2 separate regions of the Homo sapiens genome follow, and region 1 is linked to region 2. A link is an interaction called in ENCODE POLR2A ChIA-PET data of the cell type or tissue named here. Cell type or tissue: Panc1. All regions are shown on one strand. Each heading gives the region's core, and the rest is flanking DNA. Links, peaks and the distances in the headings are about the cores only. Region 1 holds the start of LOC124903956 (a long non-coding RNA gene). Region 2 overlaps KSR1 (kinase suppressor of ras 1).

Region 1 (2,903 bases), core at 249-2,748, 330 kb before region 2:
TGCTTCCTTCTAAAGATGACTGCAGCCTAATTCTGGCTCTGACACTGTCTTGCTCAGATCCAGCCAAGCTCCTGGCTCCTCCAGGCCTTGCTTTTGGTGCCTGTAAGGCAGCTCTGGAGTAATGGGGGCAAGCCCCACCTGTGAGGAGTGGGGGAAGGCGTGAGTGTGATTTGTGATTGCTGATACTTGATGCCCACATACCTCACTCTCAACATGTGTTACTATCAGTGTAATTTAAGATATTTTTATAAAACCAAAAAAAAAAATCTAGTGTCTTACCTTGTTGGAAATCCCCTTTGGGAAAGTGCTAATACTAACTATTGAACATGTATCCATTGCATTTATAATTATCCTGATAATAACTGCCATTTATTTAGAAAAAGTATATAGAAAGCCATGGTGCAGTAACACCATTCTTCCCATTTTACAGACAGGGACACTGAGCCTTAGGGAGATGAAGCAATTCTGCCTAAATGCAGGCCGCTAGGCATGCATGAGCTCAGAGCTGGCACTCTTAAACCCTTCTGCGTGTCTCCATGCACAGTGAGTTCCTGCTCGGCCCACCCTCAGGGCTCTGCGGACAGGCCTGCCTCAGGACCTTTGCAGGTGCTGCTTTCTCCCTCTGGGATTCCTCTCCCCTCCCTCCCGCCCCCTGCCCTTCCTTCAGACTTCTGCCCCATGCCCGCTATTACTGAGCCTCTCCCTCCCATATGAACGGGTCCACCTCTTCGCCCTTTCCCTTTCTTGTTTGTCTTCCTCCCTTCCTCGTTTGATCATTCTCTGTCTGCTTCCCCCACTAGAATAAAGACCTGTGGGGTCTTTGTTTTGTGCATGGCTGTATCTTTAGGATCTAGGAGAAGGTGCTCCCTCACTATTAATTCAACAAACCAGTGAATGAATGAGTGGCCGCCAGGATTAGCGGGGCTGGTGGGCAGAGCAGAAGCAGTCTGGATGCCGAGATTTGAGGGAAAGCTCCCTCCAAGCCCTCAGGACTCACTGTAGGGTTAACTCACTGTAGGGTTAACAGGGCCCAGCTCTGGCAGAGCACAGTTCAACAGCCAGGAATGAGCTCAGCTCCCGTCCCCACTCCCCCCTTCATCAGAAGACTGAGCAGCTTTTTCCCTCTGCCAGGCTTCCAGCAATACCTCCCCTTGGGGTCTTTTCTGCTTATTCTCCCTTGGGAGGTACTGTGGGAGTCCAGGGATTGGGGTGGGGTGCAAGCGTGAGGGTCTCTGGGGAAGGGAGACTGTAAACACTTCCATTTTAGCACTGAAATCCCTGAAGTCTCTTCCCTCTGGCTGGTTGGTTCAGCCAGAATAAACTTTCTTTTGGGGTGAGCAGCTTGGCTGGCTTTTCAAGACTCAGTTCAGACATCTTTGCCGCCCGTCTTCCAGGTTAGTGCCCTCTTTGCTGTCCTCAGGATGGTCTCAGCCCTCTCTCTGCTTCTCACAGCAGCGTTGCCTCTGTCTGCTTCTCAGAGAACACTCACGGTCTGGGGTCGTGCCTTTCTTCCTCTGGGCCCCAGGCCCAGAATGGCAGGGGCTCAAATCAATGTTTGTTGAGTAAATGAAGTGGGATGGGGAGGCGACCGATGTTACCATCTGAGAGCCAGCACTGTGCATCATCAATGTTTGCATGCCTTCTCCAGCTACAAGTGCCAGGGTCAGCCGCGAATCCAGAGGGGACCACATTTTATGTAGGCCATAGGACTGACTCAAGACAAATAATGCTTTGCCCTGCAAAATCAGTGCTGTTGGGCCAGGAGTGGTGGCTCACACCTGTAATCCCAACACTTTTGGAGGACGAGATGGGTGGAACACCTGAGGTCAGGAGTCAGAGACCAGCCTGGCCAACATGGTGAAGCTCCATCTCTAACTATAAATACAAAAAAAAATTAGCTGGGCGTGGTGGTGTGTGCCTGTAATCCCAGCTACTAAGGGGGGCTGAGGCAGGAGAATTGCTTGAACCTGGGAGGCAGAGGTTGCAGTGAGCCAAGATCGCACCACTGCACTCCAGCCTGGGCAACGAGACCCCGTCTCAGAAAAAAAGGAAAAAAAAGAAAAGAAAAACCAGTGTTGCTGGTAGCAGGCTGCCCCACGGTTAGTCCCTATCCAGCTCAGAGAATGAAGACACCAGCATCAGGGGCATCTCCCTCACTCCTCCCTTCCCTCAAGCTCCAACAGCTTCTTGCATGCATCCTCCCACTGACTGCAGAGTGGAGGGTGGGGAGTGGGGGCAGTTCTCATTTACAGGGGGAAAGAAATCCTGGGTGGGGGTGAGAAAGGGGAAGAGCAGTAGGGGAAGCCCTGAGGGTTGGGTGAGCACCCCTGGAAGCCCAGAAACCTCATTACCTTCCATTCTGACTCATCTGTCTTCTAATTCTTTCTAGCTTCTTGGCAAGGACAGAGGACCCTGCTGAGAGGGCTTCAGGAATGGCCAAAGACTGAGACGGTGCAGCCTCAGCCACGCCCAGAAAGAACTTGGATAAGTCTGTCTTGCTGTTTTTCCAGTTTTTGTTTGCACCTCACAGGAAGAACTGGTCCGCCTTCATTCCTAGCCCCACCAAACTGACAGGTTAGACTGACTCAGGGACCATCCCCTTTGTCAGGCAGTTCCCTCACTTGCTGGACTGACCGTGGTTCTGCAGTGTGGTTGGGGCCCCTGCATAACACTTTAGCCAACAACTACATTAGAGAACTCTTTGTCTAGACTAAAGCCACATTTCCCAAAGTCGTCAGATTAAAGACATCACCTGGAAGTTCTGATTGGGTCGGTCTGGGGATGCCCTGAAATCGACTTCTGAAGCGCGCCAGATGATTTATAAAATAGCTCAGTAAAAACCAAGCTCAGCCGGGCACAGTGGCTCACGCCTGTAATCCCAGCACTTTCAGGGGCCAAGGTGG
Region 2 (2,903 bases), core at 192-2,691:
TGGGGCAGCTCCAAAACCCGACAGCTCTTGTTCCTAGGCGGAGGAGCCTGGTTCTTCTGTCTCCAGCTCTGGGCTCACTTGCTGTGGCCTGGCTCATCTCCCATCTGAATGGACAGACCACCCCAAAGGACAGACCTCACGTGCTAAACACTGGGACATGTCCCTCTGGTGGACGGCATCTGTGATTTGGCTTCTGGCCCCACAAGGGACCCACCAGACTCCAAGGCTGGTGCCCGAGGCCTATTTGATAGTCTGGACGCCCTCTGGCACCAGGGCCCTCACTGGCTGAATTCCGAGCTCTTGCCCTGTGCATGTGGAGGAGGAGGGGACTCGTCTGACCATTCTCTTTTTCAATGGTGTGTCCGAGCAGGGGAGAATGGGGAGGGGGAGCAGTAAAGATGCCGGGGACATGGCCACACCCAGGAACCCCTGTTTAGTTCTGTCAGTGCCTTGACCCCCAGGAGAGCTGGGGTCCCCCATGGGGAGTTACATCTCTAGCCACACCTAGCACCCTGCACCCTCCTCATAGGATTACCGCATCCCAGTTTGCCGGCAACAGTCCCAGCTGAGGCCTGCTGTCAGGGCTCTGCCTTCCGTAGAGGAATAGTGTCCCTGTTGAGGGGCACGTCCTGTCCCTACCCTCCTCTGTAGCCCCATCCTCAGCCAGCTGCCATCCCTGAAAGGGCCTCTGATCCCAGGCCCTCAGCTTTAGCCCCTGCACATAGCCCTATTTTGTGCAGGGCGGGACTTTCTCATTTGCCAGTCCCCTAGAAGTCAAGTGTCACCCAAGGTTAACGCAGCTTTTTGGCTGTGGCTCACCCTCCCACGTTCCATCCTGACCCACTTTTCCTTTTGAATGTTCTTTAAACATTTAAAAAATTTAATGTATTCATTTTGACTCAAGTTCTAGTGTGGGATCTTGTGGATAATACTGTTTCTTTTTTTAAAAAGAATTAAAATTTTACAATCACGCATTTTGTAAAATGTTACAAAACATCCTGGGAGTAGGGAAACCCACTCTGTAGAAGCCTTCCCATCTCCTCTCTACATTTTGGGAGTAATTGGGGGACACACCAGTGCCCAAAGCTGGAGTAGCTGTGTGTGTTTCTCTAATGCAGGACACATCCGGCCATTTTCACACAGGAGCCTGGTTTTAGAAATGTGTGTTGATGATGCAGAGAAAGGTGACAAGATGTGGGTGTGCCCGCAAGCCTGTCCTGCTGACTGTGTGCTGGGGGTTAGGTGGGGAGGTGGGAAAGGAGGAGGAGCCAGGCCCAGGGCCACCAGCAGGTGGAGCCCAACAGCATTGCTATGTGTTTGGGGGTTGCCAAACTCTGGCCCTTGGGCCAAATCTAGCCCAGCACTATTTTTTGTAGAGCCTTGTGAACTAAGAATGGTTTTTACATTTTGAACTGGCGGGAGGAATTAAAAACAACAGAATATTTCGTGACCCGTAAAAGTTACATGAAATTTGTTTCAGTATCCATAGTTAAATTTTATGGGAGCACAGCCACACCCATTTGTGTACGTGTTGTCTGTGGCTCTGGTGGTGCCACAGCAGCAGAGTGGAGCAGTTTCGACAGAGACCATGTGGCCCACAAAGCTGAAGAGACTCTGTGTGGCTTTCAGAAAAAGTTTGCCTATTCTCACACTATGTATTATACCTCTGGATTTATAGAAGGAGGAATGGGGCCTTTCCACGCTGATAGGGAGAGCAAGGAGGCAGCCACAGGACAAGCTTTCCAGGAGGGTGGGCTGGCCTGGAGAGAAAGTGGTGGCTGTGGTGACAGCGGGTGCAGCTGGAAGCTAGATATCTGGTCCCAGGCAGAGTTGAAAAGTGCCAGCCTCCTCCAAAGGACTGGAGTGGAGGCTAAGTGGGATTAAAAGGGAACATGGAGAGACCTCCTTGGAGGAGCCTCCTGCAGCTGCTTTAAACCCCACTGCCAGAGCTCACCCTAGCTGGGCCCAGGGATAGAGCGGTGTGGGGTCTGGAAAGTCATATGTGACCTGTGATGCCAGTGGTGGCAAATAAACGCTGCCCTGGGAAAAAGGGCTCACTTCATAATGCAAGGCAGTGGACACAAGGGCTGGCTGGTGGTGGGTTGAGATGGCCTTGTTCTGTGTGGCCTTGAGCAAGTTACCCGCCCTCTCTCAGCCTTATCTCCCATCTCAGGCTGTTAGGAGGATTGCATGTGCTGACCTCTGTGGTTCATCTGACAGTGCCTGGCACGCAGGACATGTGTAATAAATGCTTATTGCCCTTTCTTGAACCCCTCTCATCTCTTTCTCCCCTTTGACCTCTATTCCTCCACACCCACCACTGTACCTTCTTTCTAAACAAGCTTTCAATCCCAGGCTTACCAATGCATACGTGAGAAGAAGCCAATCCTGAAGGTTCCAGTTCAAGCCCAGCTCCCTACTGTGAGCCCCTATTTGCTTTGTGGAGAGGGAGGCAGGGACCTGGGCACAGGAGAGGACGTCTCCTGGGACAGCTGTGAGTTTGGGCTGGGCTCGAGTTCAGTGGAAGGAATGTGGCCTCCTGAACACAGCCGTGCTGTGGCCACATCTGCCTTCTGGTCTGGACATCCCCAGACCTGTTCTGTCCTGGGCTGCCTTAGCCAGACTTTGGGCCCCAACGCCTGTCTGCCCTCATGGTCCGCACCTCCAGAAATTCTGATTTGGCCGGTCTGAAGTGGGGCCCAAGCATTGCGATTCATTTTTAAAGTCCCTGGAAAATTCCAGGGCACAACCCGGATTGAGAGCCGTTGATTTGTTCTAGGCAGAACCACTCATTTTATAAATGGGAAATCCGAAGCCCAAAGAGGGGCGGGGACTTGTCCGAGGTCAGGGGCATTGCGGGGACCCAGTCTGGCTCTTTGCTTCACTGTGTTGGCCTCTAGGGA

The links. ChIA-PET counts read pairs that join two places held together with the same protein. Peaks named below come from ENCODE experiments on the same cell type or tissue, not always from the same donor. Only the 100,000 strongest peaks of a DNase experiment are listed, where the experiment ranks them.
Region 1: POLR2A ChIA-PET joins it to region 2 with 10 read pairs; 2 of 35 experiments call an interaction of 5 or more read pairs at or near these places.

What each region holds. Positions count from the first base shown.
Region 1 is chr17:27,239,262-27,242,164 of GRCh38, forward strand. It overlaps LOC124903956 (a long non-coding RNA gene), which reads right to left and starts at 2,448. Exons shown (of 2, transcript XR_007065676.1): 1 at 2,352-2,448. In Panc1, for the core only: no CTCF peak of the experiment used is centred there; no DNase peak of the experiment used is centred there.
Region 2 is chr17:27,568,188-27,571,090 of GRCh38, forward strand. All of the region lies in intron 2 of KSR1 (kinase suppressor of ras 1), which reads left to right. Among named protein-coding and RNA genes, the nearest start is that of LGALS9, 62 kb to the right of the region's middle. RefSeq lists an enhancer at 1,608-2,368. In Panc1, for the core only: CTCF peaks have their summits at 1,292 (motif pointing right) and 1,503; a DNase peak (open chromatin) is centred at 1,244.